Linked DNA regions of Homo sapiens: regions 1, 3, 4, 5 and 6 are each linked to region 2. The links are chromatin contacts, found by Hi-C or POLR2A ChIA-PET in ENCODE. All regions are on one chromosome and are shown on one strand. Each heading gives the region's core, a stretch centred on a gene start or an enhancer-like site at or near the end of the contact. The rest is flanking DNA. Distances are from core to core; before and after follow the strand shown. Region 1 overlaps WHAMM (WASP homolog associated with actin, golgi membranes and microtubules). Region 2 overlaps IL16 (interleukin 16). Region 3 holds the start of HDGFL3 (HDGF like 3). Region 4 has its middle 42 kb from the start of ZFAND6. Region 5 holds the start of RPS17 (ribosomal protein S17). Region 6 holds the start of MTHFS (methenyltetrahydrofolate synthetase).

The links. A loop is a pair of places that touch in the nucleus more often than their neighbours do. ChIA-PET counts read pairs that join two places held with the same protein, here RNA polymerase II (POLR2A). Pooled maps may share reads with other maps.
Region 1: a map of GM12878 shows a loop between it and region 2 (3-fold over the local background). The contact joins two enhancer-like sites. A Hi-C loop is called at or near these places in 1 of 168 maps with a recorded cell type or tissue (GM12878), 1 of 37 single-sample maps with no recorded cell type and 2 of 50 pooled maps.
Region 3: a loop to region 2 is called in a map with no recorded cell type, with 9 times the contacts of the local background. The contact joins the promoter of HDGFL3 here to the enhancer-like site in region 2. A Hi-C loop is called at or near these places in 6 of 37 single-sample maps with no recorded cell type and 8 of 50 pooled maps.
Region 4: a loop to region 2 is called in a map with no recorded cell type, with 8 times the contacts of the local background. The contact joins two enhancer-like sites. A Hi-C loop is called at or near these places in 1 of 168 maps with a recorded cell type or tissue (transverse colon), 3 of 37 single-sample maps with no recorded cell type and 3 of 50 pooled maps. POLR2A ChIA-PET finds 5 or more read pairs at or near these places in 1 of 52 experiments (GM12878).
Region 5: a loop to region 2 is called in a map of CD8-positive, alpha-beta T cell, with 4 times the contacts of the local background. The contact joins the promoter of RPS17 here to the enhancer-like site in region 2. A Hi-C loop is called at or near these places in 2 of 168 maps with a recorded cell type or tissue (CD8-positive, alpha-beta T cell and GM12878), 3 of 37 single-sample maps with no recorded cell type and 9 of 50 pooled maps.
Region 6: a map with no recorded cell type shows a loop between it and region 2 (4-fold over the local background). The contact joins the promoter of MTHFS here to the enhancer-like site in region 2. A Hi-C loop is called at or near these places in 2 of 37 single-sample maps with no recorded cell type and 7 of 50 pooled maps. POLR2A ChIA-PET finds 5 or more read pairs at or near these places in 1 of 52 experiments (activated B cell).

The regions. Positions count from the first base shown.
Region 1 is chr15:82,831,421-82,834,120 of GRCh38, reverse strand. WHAMM (WASP homolog associated with actin, golgi membranes and microtubules) reads right to left here. Exons shown (of 10, transcript NM_001080435.3): 10 at 1-892. The coding sequence ends at 585. Among named protein-coding and RNA genes, the nearest start is that of WHAMM, 23 kb to the right of the region's middle. RefSeq lists enhancers at 1,323-1,522, 636-1,835. Within about 2 kb of position 1,405, at least 7 of the 41 ENCODE cell types and tissues checked have a DNase peak (open chromatin) inside an H3K27ac peak, as active enhancers do.
Region 2 is chr15:81,298,751-81,301,450 of GRCh38, reverse strand. IL16 (interleukin 16) reads right to left here. Exons shown (of 19, transcript NM_172217.5): 14 at 976-2,071; 15 at 1-107. Among named protein-coding and RNA genes, the nearest start is that of STARD5, 24 kb to the left of the region's middle. Within about 2 kb of position 1,275, at least 7 of the 41 ENCODE cell types and tissues checked have a DNase peak (open chromatin) inside an H3K27ac peak, as active enhancers do; they include CD8-positive, alpha-beta T cell and GM12878, where a contact is called at or near this core.
Region 3 is chr15:83,206,373-83,209,072 of GRCh38, reverse strand. It overlaps HDGFL3 (HDGF like 3), which reads left to right and starts at 1,250. Exons shown (of 6, transcript NM_016073.4): 1 at 1,250-1,742. The coding sequence starts at 1,659. RefSeq lists an enhancer at 339-952 and silencers at 813-1,152, 1,543-1,992.
Region 4 is chr15:80,015,974-80,018,673 of GRCh38, reverse strand. No RefSeq gene overlaps it. Among named protein-coding and RNA genes, the nearest start is that of ZFAND6, 42 kb to the left of the region's middle. RefSeq lists an enhancer at 947-1,106. Within about 2 kb of position 1,250, at least 3 of the 41 ENCODE cell types and tissues checked have a DNase peak (open chromatin) inside an H3K27ac peak, as active enhancers do; they include GM12878, where a contact is called at or near this core.
Region 5 is chr15:82,539,007-82,541,706 of GRCh38, reverse strand. It overlaps RPS17 (ribosomal protein S17), which reads left to right and starts at 1,250. Exons shown (of 5, transcript NM_001021.6): 1 at 1,250-1,281; 2 at 1,575-1,726. The coding sequence starts at 1,279. RefSeq lists an enhancer at 393-894 and silencers at 1,014-1,113, 1,124-1,243.
Region 6 is chr15:79,895,734-79,898,433 of GRCh38, reverse strand. It overlaps MTHFS (methenyltetrahydrofolate synthetase), which reads left to right and starts at 1,420. Exons shown (of 3, transcript NM_006441.4): 1 at 1,420-1,562. The coding sequence starts at 1,446. The region is part of intron 2 of ST20-MTHFS (ST20-MTHFS readthrough); the gene reads left to right. RefSeq lists an enhancer at 922-971 and a silencer at 1,112-1,411.

The DNA of each region.
Region 1 (2,700 bases), core at 156-2,655, 1.5 Mb before region 2:
GGTTGCAGTAAGCCAAGATCGTGCCACTGCACTCTAGCCTGGATGACAGAGAGATTCTGTCTCAAAAGAAAGAAAAAAAAAAGGCTGGGCGTGGTGGCTCACACCTGTAATCCCAGCACTTTGGGAGTCTGAGGCAGGCGGATCACGAGGTCAGAAGATCGAGACCATCCTGGCTAACACGGTGAAACCTCGTCTCTACTAAAAAATACAAAAAATTAGTTGGGCAAGGTGGTGGCGCCTGTAGTCCCAGCTACTCGGGAGGCTGAGGCAGGAGAATGGCGTGAACCCAGGAGGCGGAGCTTGCAGTGAGCCAAGATCGCACCACTGCACCCCAGCCTGGGAAGCGGAGCTTGCGGTGAGCCGAGATGGCGCCACTGCACCCCAGCCTGGGCGACAGAGTGAGACTCCATCTCAAAAAAGAAAAAAAAAAAAAATGCTGCAGCAGCCTACACAAGGCCCTGCTGATCTTCCGGGGTGTTATGTGGCCCATCTATCAGCACCCTGTTAGTATGCTTTTCGATAGGTCTAAGACTCACCCACTTTATTCAAGCCTACTGTGGCAGGTGCCTTTGTCAAACTTGAGCCTAACCATCCCACTGGCCAGGGTCCTGCTCATCACTGTCCTCCTCAGAGTCAGCAGACACCCTCTTGATTCTCTGGAGCGCAGCCTTGATGCTCCTCTCAAGGTCACTGGTGCGTCTGTTGCTGGTTGGTTTGCTGCTGGGGTTTGGGCCAAGATCAGGGTGAACTTTCTTCAGTTTGACCCCTTGCCTTATGGCAGCCAGAATGTGCTCATTGATTGAGGCGTGGGGAGGGCGCACCGCCGGCACTTCCACCTTCCGGAGAGGAGCTCTGCCATGCCTTAAGGAGGCCAACACTTCATCCATAGATCCTGAAATTGAATAAGCAGAGCTAGTACTATCAATAAAACACTTTCCCTTCCCAGGACATTACTGCTATGAAATTGTGAAATCTCCTATCAGTTAACACCATGATTTAAACAAATAATCACTTCATTAAGCAAATGCCTTGATTACGTGCTAACGATAAGCTCCCTGGTTGAATCCAGGACAGCTGAATAGCTCATGTTTTAGCTTAACCACTTCCTTTCTGCTAACTTCTTCAAATCCATAGCAACTGACAGGAACAGACATGCACTTTTGTTAGAATGACGGTTTTTCAAGACAAATGTGATCTGTCCCTCCCATCCTGAAGAGTGTTACGGAGGCCTGGGGTGGAATAGTCTCACCCACTGTGCGTGACCTGGATACCTCTGAAGCTGTATCTCCTTCATTACCCTGTCCAGCTAAAAGAAATCTTTTAAAAAAAATTTATCCTGCTCAATTTAACTTCAGTCTTGGGTATTAGTCAGTGATGACTCATTCTATGACAATGAAGTGAGTAGGTTTCTACACATGAAAAGGCTTAAAATAAAACTTTAACCGGCAACTCAATGAACCGCCACCGGAGGGGTGGTGCTGGCACATTTTTCTGTATATAATGTGTTTAATTCCACCTACATTACCCTGAGGTGGCTTACATACTTTATTTTTGAGGATGTGAAATGCTGTCAAAACACAATTAGATCAGAGCTTCAAGGCATTGGTGAGGAGAAGCTATTTTTCACTCTGGCACCTGGAGACCCCTGAGAGGGTAAAAATCTTTTATCGCCTGCTGGAGACAGGCCTGACTGTGGCCACTAATTTAGAGATCTTCCAGGTAAGGCTTCAAGGATTAATAATCAATTCTAGTTCAGGATTGAAAGGCCGTGCTGTGGCTAACAAAAGGCTATTTTGCTTTGGATTTAAACTTATACCTTCTTATTACAATTTCTTTCTGGGGGTAATGAGACAGGTTTCACAATCAAGGGCATTCTCTGGTGCAAATTCACACTTTCTTATTCTTTCCTGTGAATTAGCAGCATTTGTGAGTTGAACAGAACTTCCCAAAACCATGTGCATTAAATCTGGGCTGGGAATGTGGCACCCCACAAAGATCTGCCCACTTCCAAAGTCCGATCTAGACACAGCCACGCGAACTCTTTACTTTTCATTCACAGGGCAGTTGTTGCAAACCCCATGGAAACAGGCCATTGGGTCTCCACCTAATATATGAACATTTTCATTTGTACCTGGTTCTAGGTACAGTGAAGCTCTGAACTCAGAATAGCCAGATTGCTCAATTAACCAGAATCACAGTTTGGAACTGCTATATCATTCATAACACTTATTACAGTAACCTTGCACAGTTTAGGTGGAGGTGCTTAAGCATACTTTTAAAAACAAATTTACATAAATTTTGCTAGGATTTATCTAAAGTGCACACACATACCCCCCAAAGAAGTAGGCTCCAAGTCTAGGCAGATTTAGGCCATTCTCCTCAACACTTAATGTCTAAAGTCAAAATTCAAATTCTGAGTGAGAACTATAGCCCTATTAAAGAAACTGTCAGGAGTATTCAGTGTACTGCACTTGCCAAGACAAGTGGCCCACTTTTTCTTTCTGTCCCATTGCACTTTAGAAAGATTTCCAATAGTAAGGGTCCTCAGTGTGCTAGTCAGTCTGCAAGAACAGCCTTCTACATTCTGGCTAGTATGCCTCTACAGTAATTTCCAACCAGTATTCTGCTTAAAATACAACAACTGGATTCTATAAAGGACTCAGAGATGCAAGAGTAAGCATAATTTAAAACAGTATTGAA
Region 2 (2,700 bases), core at 26-2,525:
TCAGCAGGGAGATAACGGACTGACCAGACTGAAGGGAACTGTGGTCCCCATCATCGTCTTCCTTGGCTTCCGTGAGACCCTCTGTATATTCTCTCAGCTCTGAAAGGCTTTCATAAGGAGAAACAACACACAGTATGAACAACAATATTAAAAAGAGGTAACAGTGATTGTATAATTACTATGTCCCAGGTGTGGTGCCAAGCACTTATGTGCATATTATTTGATGCAACAAATCTATGAGTAGATACTAGCATACCTTCACTCTACAGATATTTCCCAGCAGTGTAAGAATAATAAATAAAACTAATAAATGCAGAGCTACTTTGATCAGAGGGAAGACCAAGCCCCAGCCCTACAGCAGGGACCCTATGGCACGTCTGACATCCTCTTGGTTCTGCATAGAAGGTCTCATCCATCTCCTAATTTCAACTGACAAGGAATCTGAGGGTGAGCATGGAAAGAACCTGCTCATAGTCAGAATCAGTGCCTAAGCTGAGACTAGGACCCAGACATCCTAACTCCCTGACGAGGGAGTTGAACCCACGTGCAGAGTACAAGTGGATTCCATTTGGAGAGTAAGAATTCCTGATGGATAATTTCCTGGCCTCATTCTGGTCTTTCTGAGTAACCGCAGGACATTTCAGATGTGCATCAACCTTCCAAATCTCCACAGGCGTATGTCAGCCCTCATGAGCAATTCACCAGGGAGCCAGTCCCACCTCCTACCTCCCAGCCCTCCTGAAGCCAGATGTTGTGAAAACTCCTCCTTAATGTGAAAGGCAGAGGTGTAATACCTACAGACAGACACACACACACTCAGACATCTGCACACACATGGAAAGAAAGAGGCAGAACAATTCTTTAATCAATATATCTGGGAATTTTTTAAATTATATATAGGATTATTTTTAAAAATAAAGATGAGAAAGAAAAAGATGAGAAAGGTAAAGAGAAACACCGGGTGTAGAAACTCACTTGAGCGAGAACCCTGTGTCCAAGGCAGATGTTTCAGCAGAACCATTTGCAGCTGAGTCTTCGTTGGATGATGATGTTGGAGATGCCCCTTCCTTGGGGATGCAGGGAGTCTGGGCACAGGAGATAGAAGATGGAAGGCACAGCAAGGATTTCATGACAGCCGATGACACTTGGCTGCTGATAGAATAGAGTTTGCTGGTCTTTTCGTCAAGTAGCTTCGTCTCACAGGACTGGGACCTGGTCAGGGGGAAGCTCCGTGCTCGCTGGCTAGGCATCTTGAGCACTGGGCCTTGAGATTCCTCAGCCTGTGTTGACAGCAGCCTTAGGAGCGGGTCCGGGCCAGGGGGGAGAGTTTTCTGATTGGGCTGCCGCCCTGGGGGAGGGGACTCAGACACACCTGGGTCTCTGGCCTCGGAGGCTGCAGGGGACCCCGAGGACAGTACTTGCTCAGGCTGCTGGGGCACAAGAGTGGGTGCAGCCCCTCGCCCCAAGAGTCCAGAAAACCGTCCTTCCTCATGCTTCCCAAGAGGTTTTGCTGCCTCCCCAGAGGAGGGCTGGAGGCTCAGTCTCTGGGCTCCTTTGTCAGGCAGTTGAGAGGAGCCAAAGGTTTCAAAGGAGCTGATTCTCTGCCTGATGGAGGAGGAGGAGGAGGAGGCCCGGATGTGTGATCCTAGGTGCTCCCTGGAAGCAGGTGCTGGCTGGGTGGACAAGGCAGGATCAGGGAGCCCTCTTGGGTCTGAAGCACGATTCCTCAAACCTTTCAAGCTTTGGCGAAACCAGGCTGGCTTGGGAGCCACAGGAGGACCTTTCTTCACAGTGCTGCTGTCTGCTGACTTGTAAACTTTGGGAGTGCCATTGGCGGTGTCCAGCTTTGGTGGGGTCCCATCTGGGTGGCCCTGTGTCCCTTCTTCTTCATTCAGGCTGGCATTGGGCTGTAGAGGCATGTGGCCATGGTTCTCACTCATGATGGGGCTAAATAAGTTTTTGATGCAGTCAGAAATCCTAACCCAAGGGTCTTCGGCTGTGGTATCAAAGCTATAGTCCATCCGAGCCTGCCTCTTAAGCAGTGGGTGTTTTATCGGGGATGTTTGGGTCACTACAGTGCAGAAACAAGGCCAAAGCTGTGCATTACATCATACAGTGACTTTTCTTCCTAAATTCTAGTTTCCAAGCTGAACAGCAAGAAGGATTCAAGAGGAGGAGATTAGCAGAAGTGGGGGACACCCAGGTGGGTGAACTCCAGGTGCTATTACCTGACTGAGCTGCCAACAGGCAGGAGTGAAGGACCAGAAGTAGGAGTTAATCTCACAGTATCCTAGTGTTTTAGGCCTGGAAGGGTGCTCAGAGAATATCTGGGCCGACCTCTGGCATATTACATTTCAAGAAGGGTAAGGGGCCATCTGATGGCAGTGCTCAGGCAAGACCCTGTGTCTCCTGACTCTTGAAGTTCATGTCCTTTCTACTGCACTAAGGAGCCTCCAAGATACCATGTTAAATGTGTAAAAGCCAAAGCAGTTCTCCTGCCGTTTAAACTTTTAAGACAAAGGTCATGAGTTGGCAGCTGTTTGTGCTTTGACCTACCCGTGTCATTAAAAACAAGGTGCCTGTGCACAGCTTCTGATGGGGCCACTTCGGCTTCCCACAGCTCTTCACGCTCCCTCTCACCCAGCCAGCATTTCCCATGTATGTACCTGCCTGGCCCTGAAGCCGTGTGTTTGCTGCTCT
Region 3 (2,700 bases), core at 1-2,500, 1.9 Mb before region 2:
ACAAGAGCAGGAGTTAAAACACACACACACCATTCTACAAGGCCAGAGAGGGGGGCGGATGGTGGGGAAAACTGTAGCTTCTGTAAAAGGGAGAGAGAACAGACACAAATGAGAACTGTCCGTGTGACAAGGTGAGGGCCACAGAAAGCAGCATTTAGGAGCTATGCCAGCTGACCCCTTAAAGGAGGTGGGTTACAGCATGATTAAAGAAGCAGCATTCGTTCATTGGACAGACTCCAAACGATTCCTTGAATTATTCTACTTACTCCTCACAAAAGAGAGTGTTAGGAAGATTCCTACTCTCAAAATGTCTTTGAAAGCAGCCAGCTAGGGAATTTAGAGTAAAATAGTGGTAAATGAACATGTTCTAGAGCTAATGAACTGTATATGTACATACATCTCCAGAAAGGGATGCTAATTTCAAAAACGTTGTCCAAAAGGTTGCCAGGATTGGAAACAAGTGACCGGCCAGTGCAAGTCCTTTTCACAAACACTGCAGGCCTAGAAAACGCACACAGAGAGAAACATAATCGCTTATGGACTTTGGACTCATGTGGATACAGGTTCGAATCCCGTCTGTGCCACTCAGCAAATGAGAAAACCTCCCATGACTCCGATTAAATAGCTCGCCCTAGGTGGGTCACACTGCATTGTTAAGGGCAGACCTGGGGCAAGAATCCAATAAGGTCGCTGACTCCGGAGCGGTGCTCTTTCCGGCAGCTTGGTGCCCAGCAGAGGGTCCCCTCGCGCCGCCGTCCCCCAGGCCTGGAGCGCCTTTGTCCCCCACTCACCAGAGAGCAGCCGCGGAAGTGGCTGGCTGGGGGTAGCCAGGAGAGGGTCGAGTCAGCGGGAGGTGGGCGTGGGAGCGGGGGGCGCGAGTGGGGAGAACCCCCAGAGTGGCACGGACGGGAGGGGAAGGGGGCGGCCGGGTGGTGATTGGCTGGGCTGCGGCAGGCAGCTCCGGGCCAAGAACAAAAGAGAGCAGGCGGCGGGCGTCCTCCGGAGTAGGCACTCCCGCCCGCCCGGCGCGGGCTTCGGTGCTGGGGGAGGACGCGCCCACCGCCCGCCCGCCAGCCGAGAAGCCGGGCTGGCGCGCTCGGTTTCTCCGCGAAAGCCGGCCGTGTACCTAGGAATTAACCGGCCCGCGCGGGAGGGAAGGGGAGGGGAGCGGGAAGCGGGAAGCGGGGCGGGGGGGGGATGCTGAGCGCGCGCGAGAACAATAATAAGATCGTGTTTGCGGTCGCTGCCCGAGAAGGAATTCGGAGCAGACGCGAGGCCCGGCGCTCGCGCCGCGCCCGGGAGCCCGGGAGGGAGACCGGCAGCGGCGGCATGAGGCAGGCGACGCGGCGCTGGTGAGCAGCGCGCGCGGCGGCGGCGGCGGCGGCGGCGGGGACCTTGGCGCGGCCGGACGCGGGCGAGCGCCGAACGGCCGGGGGCTCCCCTCCCCCGCTGCCGGGCCGTGATTTGCCGGGCCTGCTGCGCCCCCCGCCCACCCCTTGCCTCAGCCGCCGCCTCGCCGCTTCCCCTCGTCGGAGCGGCCGCTCGTCCGCCCGGCTTGAGGCCCGCGGGGAGCGCGGCGCAATTCGTCGGCCCGCGGGGGGGCGGCCTCCCGGCATCTTCGCGGCGACCAAGGACTACCAGGAAGGGGAGCGGCTGGGATGGCGCGTCCGCGGCCCCGCGAGTACAAAGCGGGCGACCTGGTCTTCGCCAAGATGAAGGGCTACCCGCACTGGCCGGCCCGGGTGAGTACCGCGGCCGCGCGCGGGCCCGCCCGCCCACCATTTTCCCCTTCATGATGGCGCGCCCGCCCCCTTTCCCCATCGCCTCAGCCCCGAGCCCGCAGCTCGCGGCCGGCTGTGGTGAGGGCTGAGGGCGGCGCGGCACGAAGAAGACCGGGCCGGGGCTGAGGCAAGGGCTCCCGGCCTCGCCCGCACTCCGCCAGGGCGGCCATCCTTCCGCCCACTTTCGAAGGCGGGTCCGGCCCCCGCAGGCCCGACGCTGCCTTCCTCCTGGAAAGCCGGTGCCGACCGGGAAGCCACGCCGCCGGGCAGCGGGCCTGCGACGGAGGCTTCGGCTCCGGGCAGGGTCATTGGTGGATACCCTGGGTCCCGGGCGAACGTCGGGGCAGGTACGGCAGCGGGGTGAGCGGCTGTCCGCGAGCCGGCGAGTGCCGGCGGGCAGTAAATCCTGGAAAGTGGTAGTGGTCATCCAGAGGCCAGCGGGAGCCTCTTGGCAGTCATTCATCCATCTCTTTGCCTTCTAGACTTGTTGAGTTTTCCCTGAGCGCGATTCCCGGTGCCCCGCCTGCCCTATCATTGTCCTGGGGTACGTGCCTCTCTGGTGCCCATCGTTCTTTTAAACCGACCTCTGATAGCCGAGAGCTTGCAGCCTACCTCTGACTGGTGGGTCCAGCAAGCTTCTTGTGCCTTTCCACCTCCATATTTGTTTTAGGTAGAATCTCAAACCTTATTCTTGGCCTCCTGCTACAGTCCACAATAGCTCTCTCTTCCTACATAACAAGGTTGTCGTTGGGCTCTTTTTCTAGAAAGCGTCTGCATGTAATACATAGCATTCACAATTTTTATTAAGCTCTTTGAGGAAGACACACAACACTGCCATGTGTGCTTTGTGTTTTAGAAGAAATCCTTTTTATTTTTATTTTTGTATGGTTGGCAGTTGATTGCTTGAAATAAGAAATCT
Region 4 (2,700 bases), core at 1-2,500, 1.3 Mb after region 2:
TGGTCAACATGTAAAAACCCCATCTCTACTAAAAATACAAACATTAGCTGGGCGTGGTGGTGCACATCTGTAGTCCCAGCTACTTGGGAGGCTGAGGCAGGAGAATTGCTTGGACCTGGGAGGTGGAGGTTGCAGTGACCTGAGATCGCGTCATTGCACTCCAGCCTGGATGACGAGGGAAACTTCAACTCAAAAAACAAAACAAAACAAAACAGGCTGGGTGCAGTGGCTCACGCCAGTAATCCCAGCACTTTGGGAGGCTGAGGCAGGTGGATCACGAGGTCAGGAGTTCAAGACCAGCCTGGCCAACATAGTGAAACCCTGTCTCTACTAAAAATACAAAAATTAGCTGGGCATGGTGGCACGCACCTGTAGTCCCAGCTACTCCAGAGGCTGAGGCAGGAGAATCGCTGGAACCTGGGAGGTGGAGGTTGCTGTGAGCTGGGATCACGCCACTGCACTCCAGCTTGGGTGACAGAGCGAGACTTCGTCTCAAAAACAAAACAAAACAAAAGAATTATATACCGTGACCAAATGGAATTACCCAAGGTATGCAAGCCTGGTTCAACATTCAAAAACTCAATCACTATAATCCATCACATCAACAGAGAAAGAAAAATCACAAGATTACATCAATAGATACAAAAAAAAATTGACTAAGTCCGATACCCATTTATGATAAAAACTCTCACCAAACTAGGACTAGAAGAGAACTTCCTCTATTTGATAAAGAACATTAACAAAACCCTATAGCTAACACCTATTAATGGTGAGAAACAAGAAGCTTTCTCAGCTCAGAAACAAGGTAAGGGTGTCCTCTTTCACTTCTCTTTTTCAGTGTTGTGTCCGGAATTGGTGGGTTCTTGGTCTCACTGTGTCCAGAATTGGTAGGTTCTTGGTCTCACTGACTTCAAGAATGAAGCCGTGGACCCTCACAGTGAGTGTTACAGTTCTTAAAGGCAGCGTGTCCGGAGTTTGTTCCTTCTGATGTTCAGATGTGTTCGGAGTTTCTTCCTTCTGGTGGGTTCGTGGTCTCGCTGGCTCAGGAGTGAAGCTGCAGACCTTCATGGTGAGTGTTACAGCTCTTAAGGCGGCGTTTCTGGAGTTGTTCATTCCTCCCAGTGGGCTCGTGGTCTCACTGGCTTCAGGAGTGAAGCTGCAGACCTTCGCGGTGAGTGTTACAGCTCATAAAGGCAGTGTGGACCCAAAGAGTGACCAGCAGTAAGATTTATTGCAAAAAGCAAAAGAACAAAGCTTCCACGGTGTGGAAAAAGACCCTAGCGGGTTGCTACTGCTGGCTCTGGCAGCCTGCTTTTATTCTCTTATCTGGCCCCACCCACATCCTGCTGATTGGTAGAGCCCAGTGGTCTGTTTTGACAGGGCGCTGATTGGTGCGTTTACAATCCCTGAGCTAGACACAGAGGTGCTCCACGTCCCCACCAGATTAGCTAGATACAGTGTCCACACAAAGGTTTTCCAAGTCCCCTGGTAGTAGCTAGATACAGAGTGTCGATTGGTGTATTCACAAACCCTGAGCTAGACACAGGGTGCTGATTGCTGTGTTTACAAACCTTGAGCTAGATACAGAGTGCCGACTGGTATATTTACAATCCCTGAACTAGACATAAAGGTTCTCCAAGGCCCCACCAGAGTAGCTAGATACAGAGTGTCGATTGGTGCATTCACAAACCCTGAGCTAGACATAAAGGTTCTCCATGTCCCCACCAGACTCAGGAGCCCAGCTGGCTTCACCCAGTGGATCCCGCACTGGGGCTGCAGGTGGAGCTGCCTGCCAGTCCCCCGCCATGCGCCCGCACTCCTCAGCCCTTGGGTGGTCAATGGGACTGGGTGCCCTGGAGCAGGGGGCGGCGCTCGTCGGGGAGGCTCGGGCCGCACAGGAGCCCACGGAGGGCGGGCAGGCTCAGGCATGGCAGGCGACAGGTCCCAAACCCTGCCCCGCCGGAAGGCAGCTAAGGCCGGGAGCGAAATTGAGCACAGCAGCTGCTGGCCCAGGTGCTAAGCCCCTCACTGCCCAGGGCCAGTGGGGCCCGCAGGCCGCTCGGAGTGCGGGGTCTGCCCAGCACACGCCCACCCGGAACTCACGCTGGCCCGCAAGCACAGCGCGCAGCCTCGGTACCCCCCCTGCCTCTCCTTCCACACCTCCTCACAAGCTGAGGGAGCCGGCTCCGGCCTTGGCCAGCCCAGAAAGGGGCTCCCACAGTGCAGCGGCGGGCTGAAGCGCTCCTCAAGTGCCGCCAAAGTGGGAGCCCAGGCAGAGGAGGCGCCCAGAGCGAGCGAGGGCTGTGAGGACTGCCAGCACACTGTCACCTCTCAGTGTCATACTGGAAGATCTAATAATGTAATAAGACCAGAAAAGAAAATATGTACTGATTAAGAAGGAATATTAAACTGTCTTTGCTCTCAGATGATATGATTGTTTACGTAGAAAATCTAAAAGAGCCGGGGTGGTGGCTCACACCTGTAATCCCAGCACTTTGGGAGGCCAAGGTAGGCAGATCACTTGAGGCCAGGAGTTCGAGACCAGCCTGGCCAACATGGAGAAACCCCGTCTTTTCTAAAAATACGAGAATTAGCCAGGCATGGGGGTGCATGCCTGTAATCCCAGCTACTCAGGAGGCTGAGGCACAAGAATCACTTGAACCCAGGAGGCAGAGGTTGCAGTGAGCCGGGGTTGCACCA
Region 5 (2,700 bases), core at 1-2,500, 1.2 Mb before region 2:
AATCGCTTGAACTTGGGAGGCAGAGGTTGCAGTGAGCCGAGATCGCGCCACTGCACTCCAGCCTGGGCGACAGCAAGACTCCGTCTCAAAAACAAAAACAAAAACAAAAACCCTGATCTTTCACTTCGGGCCTGACAGCAGCTTGACTGGAAGTTTGCTCCCGCAGTTCTGAGATTCTGGCCTTTTCTTTTGTCCCATTGGTACTTTTTGCTGCCAGGGTTTCCTGTCCTTCAGGTTTCCATCCCCAATCAGTTGAGAGTCCGACTGGAGTACCCAAGGTGCGTTGAGGAATGAGGCACAGCCCTGGGCTTAACTCATCCAGCCTGGCCAGCTCAGCCTTCCCCTGTCAGGTGGGAGCCTAGGATTGCTGTCAGCCCAGGGAGCAGAGTTGGAAGAAGGGGGCAGGGCCCTACCTAGGCTGCGGCCCATCGGGGCAGCCTGCGCTGGTGGCTTCGGAAGGCCCTGGTTTGAGGATGGGTGCGGCAGGAACAGCCTGAAGATAGTGGATGGAGAAGGTACCTGAGGTGTTGGGAGCTCTGCTGGTGAGCTGGGCCCTTCACGTCAATGTTAGAGGTTGTTACGTGCTAGGCGCTGTTCAAGCACTGGGAATTAGCTAAACAAAATGACCATTACTGTCATGGAGCTCACCCCTAGTTGAGAAAAATAAGCCGAATCACACGGCAAGTGCTAGGAAATATAAGCAGGGATAGTGAGGGAGTTATTTTACCTAAGTTTGAAGGGAAAGCCCTCTGATAAGGCGACATTTGAGCAAAGGCCCGGAAGAAATGAGATACGTCTCGCCCAGTCGCACCCTGTCTCTACCTGACAAGTCTCCGGCCCGCGGACTGAGTGGGGGACCTGGGCGGCCGCCATCCCCCACTTCCTCATTGTTCCACGGCCCTGGATCGCCTTCTTTTCTCGGTCCTCCCGAGGACCGGATGCTTCTCCTCTCCCTGGCGTGTGTGGAAGAGATGGACGCTACGCTAGAGCACATCGCACGGGCGGTCCCATTAAAAATCAGATGGGGGAGAGAAGCGAGCCCAAGTCAACCGAGGGGAGCGGGGAGCGGAAAGGGAGGAGCCGTCGGGGGCGGGACAGACACCCTGCCCACCGGAGGGGCGCGCCACCGCCGCCCCCGCTCCACTCCGCCAGGGGGCGCTGTGTGGCTCCCGAGTAGGCTCAGAGCGACCGTGGCCGGGCGGAAGCGGCTTTCTGGCCTAAGCTTTAACAGGCTTCGCCTGTGCTTCCTGTTTCCTCTTTTACCAAGGACCCGCCAACATGGTAGGTGTTTTGGCTCGAGGCCGCCATCCTCCACAATCGTCCCCCATCTGCAGCTTCCCGCGGTCCTCAGCCCACAGAGAGGCCCTGGGCCGGGAAGGCGCAGAGCCCTGTCAGGCTGGAGCGCAACGGGCCGGCGGCTTCCGCATTAAGCCCGGCGCCCGGCACTGTTTAGCCGGGCCCTCTCCGGCTCAGCGCAGCCGGCGGTCCCCAACCACACCGGCCGGGGCTCGGCGCCGCACTCTTCCCAGAAGGTTGCGCTGGCTCGTGAGTGATCCTGTCCTCTCCACCCGCAGGGCCGCGTTCGCACCAAAACCGTGAAGAAGGCGGCCCGGGTCATCATAGAAAAGTACTACACGCGCCTGGGCAACGACTTCCACACGAACAAGCGCGTGTGCGAGGAGATCGCCATTATCCCCAGCAAAAAGCTCCGCAACAAGATAGCAGGGTGAGTCGGGCCTTCCTCGGCCTCCGGGGCTCCGCGATCTGTTTGTGTGCTCTGCCGCCCTCCGACTCGGGAAGAGACGGTGCCTTGGTGGTTTCGTTAGCCTGAGACTCCCTGGTGTCCCGGAGAAGGGCTAGAGCTCTGCGTGTGCAGGATTTCTGTTGTGAACTTAGGCCTGTGTCATGACTGGCCGCGGTGACCCTGGGTCGAAGGTAGCCACCGTCAGACCTCTTGCTTTGAAGCTACGTTGCTTTTAGTTGTCAACTTTTTTCTTTCTTTTTTTTCTTTTTTTTTTGAGACGGAATCTTGCCCTGGCGCCCAGGCTAGAGTGCAGTGGCGCCATCTCGGCTCACTGCAACCTCCGTCTCCCGGGTTCAAGCGATTGTCATGCCTCAGCCTTCCCAGTAGCTGGGATTAGAGGCACGTGCTACCACACTCGGCTAATTTTTGTATTTTTAGTAGACAACAGGGTTTCACAATGTTGACCAGGCTGGTCTCGAACACCTGACCTCAAGCGATCCGCCCGCCTCGGCCTCCCAAATTGCTGGGATTACAGGCGTGAGCCACCTCGCCCGGCTGGATGTCAACTTCTAATGCTTACTTCACAGTTGCAGTTACTGTTCGAGAGATTTATAGGCATATGGCCTGGAAGAATAGTGCCAAAGTCAACGTATTAATTGCCAAGTTATGTGAATTTGAAATTGGAAGAAAATGAAGGCTGTGAAGGGTCGTGAAACTGCGGGGCGGGGCGGGGCGAGTTGGGGGTGGGGCGCTTGATCATCATGAAGGAGAGTTTGAATAGAGAGTGAGAAACCAAGGGGAAGGAATGCTCAGGCCAGTGGAGGTTCTATGTGTAGGAGGTCCCAGGATAGTGAGTCCTCTTCCTTCTCACTGTGGAAAAGAACTAAAGCGGGTATTTATATATGCACATGTGCTCAGTACCAGGTGGGAGTTGATTTGTCTTCTCACTGTTCTCT
Region 6 (2,700 bases), core at 171-2,670, 1.4 Mb after region 2:
AAATTGGTAAATGATTCAACGTGGAGCTAGTGTTAATTTTAATTTTTATTTTTTGGTAAAAATGAACAGATTAGAAAAGTACGTAGTTTGTTAGACCTCGTGTTCTAACTTTTAGGTCAGCAAATCTAATTGCACTATGTATACGCTGTACCTGCCTGGCCTTCCCTTTTTCTTACAACACAGTCCCCCTGGGACTTGCATTAGCTTTCCCTGGAAGCTGTTGATAGATTCCATAAAGAAGCCAGAACTCCCCTCTCAAGCCATGTGCATTCTCACCGGGCACTTAATTAATGCTTTACCTAGGAGGTGTGATTCTTAACGGTGGGGATTAAGACACTGGGGCGGTCAGTAGGGACGTATTTTTGGCAGAGACAGCTCTGGTTTTCTTAGGAAGTCACATCTGAGAGGCAACCGTCTATGCCATCTGAGGCGCCTGTCTACTGGGAGCAGTTTAAGACTTAACAGTTTCTTTTACCTCTTCCTGCAAGTGCCTCACCCACCCCCCAACTGCTTTTAGTTTTAATTCATTTTTGTGTTTTAATCAGAGCTGAGTGGTGGGAATGAACAGTCACTGATGGTTATAACAGGAAGTACCTATGTGGGCACTATTACCTGGAATACATTCACACTAGAAACCCGCAAAATTTGGCTTTTACACTACAGTTATTGCTTTAGCAGTGTTCCCGATTATGTATCATCTATACATTCATCACATAAGGACATTTCCATCAACCACTGTGGTCCCTTAAGATTATAATGGAGCTGAAAAATTCCTAATACCTACTGATGTGGTAGCCAACCAACACATTACCTTTTCTGTGTTTAGATACACAAGTATCACGGTGCTTACAATTGCCTACAGTATTCGGTACAAAATACGCTGTACAGGTGTGTAGCATAGGTGTGTAGTAACTTTGTGTAACTACACTCTGATGTTTGCACAAGAAGGAAATCGGGGCATCTGTCAGACCTATCCCTGTAGTTAAGCGACTCGTGACGATTTCGCTACATGTCCTGCCTTGCCCTTCTTTTCTGGCCCCTGAAGTCCCACTACTGAACAGTACAAGAGATGCCAGGCACCGTGGGTACTGCCGGCCATCTTTACCATCCCCGCCAGTGGCGCTGCCGCCTCCGCGGTCCCGGTGAGGGCCCAGGCTCAGGGAGGTCAGGCGGCAGGGCAGCGACGGCGCCTCGCCACCGCTCCCCTAACCGGGGAGGGCGAGCCGGACCACGGGGACCGCACGAGGGCTGGGTCCCAAGGGCCAGAGGCGAGGTAAGCGCGCGGCGCGCCGCGGGCCCGCGTCCCGGAAGCGGGGTGGGGGCGCTTCCCCGAGCCCCGACCCGCCCCTAGGCCGCGGATCCACCTGGGAGCGGCCAGGGGCGGAGACCGAACCCGAGGGCGCCCAGGGCGCCGAGGGCGGGACTGGACTCGGCTTGGGCGTGAGATGGCGGCGGCAGCGGTGAGCAGCGCCAAGCGGAGCCTGCGGGGAGAGCTGAAGCAGCGTCTGCGGGCGATGAGTGCCGAGGAGCGGCTACGCCAGTCCCGCGTACTGAGCCAGAAGGTGCGAGGCCGCCCGTAGCGGAAGCCGCGGCGGACAGACCCTCCGAAGGCCTGGCGGCCAGCGATTGCTGATCTGTGCATGGTCCGTGCTGGCGCTGGGCTAGGCGCCCCCCCACCCCCCGGCGCGCGCACGTTTCCCCTCCCGGCGCGCGCACGCCCCCTAGTCGTGGTCTGGACGCTCTTGGCACTATGGCGGGGAGAGGGCCCGGTAGTGAAAGTTGTGGGGCTAAAGAGCGAGAGGACGGCAGGGGTTGACAGATTTATCTCTGGGAGGGGAGTTTGTTTGCATGGGTGGCTCTTTTGGTGCTCGAAAACCCTCCGTGGGGATGACGGTGCTGTGGTGAGAGCACGGTGAGAACAGAAAGTTGTGGTAGAGGAGATGGGTGAACACCTGAGTGCCCAGGTTCCCTCAGTGAGGCCTAAAGTTAATGAGCTACGAGTAAGACTCCGGTTATATTAGTAAAATGGCCAGAGAAAGATGCAGGTGCTTTAGACGAGGGAACACCAAAAAAGGTGTGGAGATGCCAAAGGGCAGAACTCAGAGGTTGACTGGACTTCACTAAGCATATGGAGGGCTAAGGCTGTGTCTCAGTAGCTCCAGGGCCTAGGCTTTTCCTGTCTCAGAGTTGGTCAACATTAAATGCTTTTTCTTGAGTGAACGAAAGGAAGACTTGGCTATCATATCCAGGCTTCCCAAGAACGTAGGAAACAGAAGAGAGAAATGAGAGGAATAAGTGAGGGTCCGTGTTTGTTGGTTAGCAGACCTCTGTTTCATTACTTTCACCAACTGCACTGCTATGTATTTTTAGTCTATGTAATGTCAGTTTTCTTATCAATAAAATGGCAGTCATATCCTGTTGTGAAGGCATGTTCTAAAGAGTTTTTGGGGACTCATTTTTGTTAGACACCAGAGGAAGAAAAATTTAATGTCCCCTGAATAAGTACGTATTTGTAATTCTGTTGTAAGTCAAACTGATGATCTGTCTTCCCAGCATCATGCTTCAGAGACACCAGATATTTGGAAACTTGATGTTCCTTGGAATTAGTTATACCATCAGGCTTTCTTAATTACCCTTCACTATTCTATTATCCGTTATTTACTCAAATTCAAGGTGCCTATGGGTTAAAGCAGTAAAGCA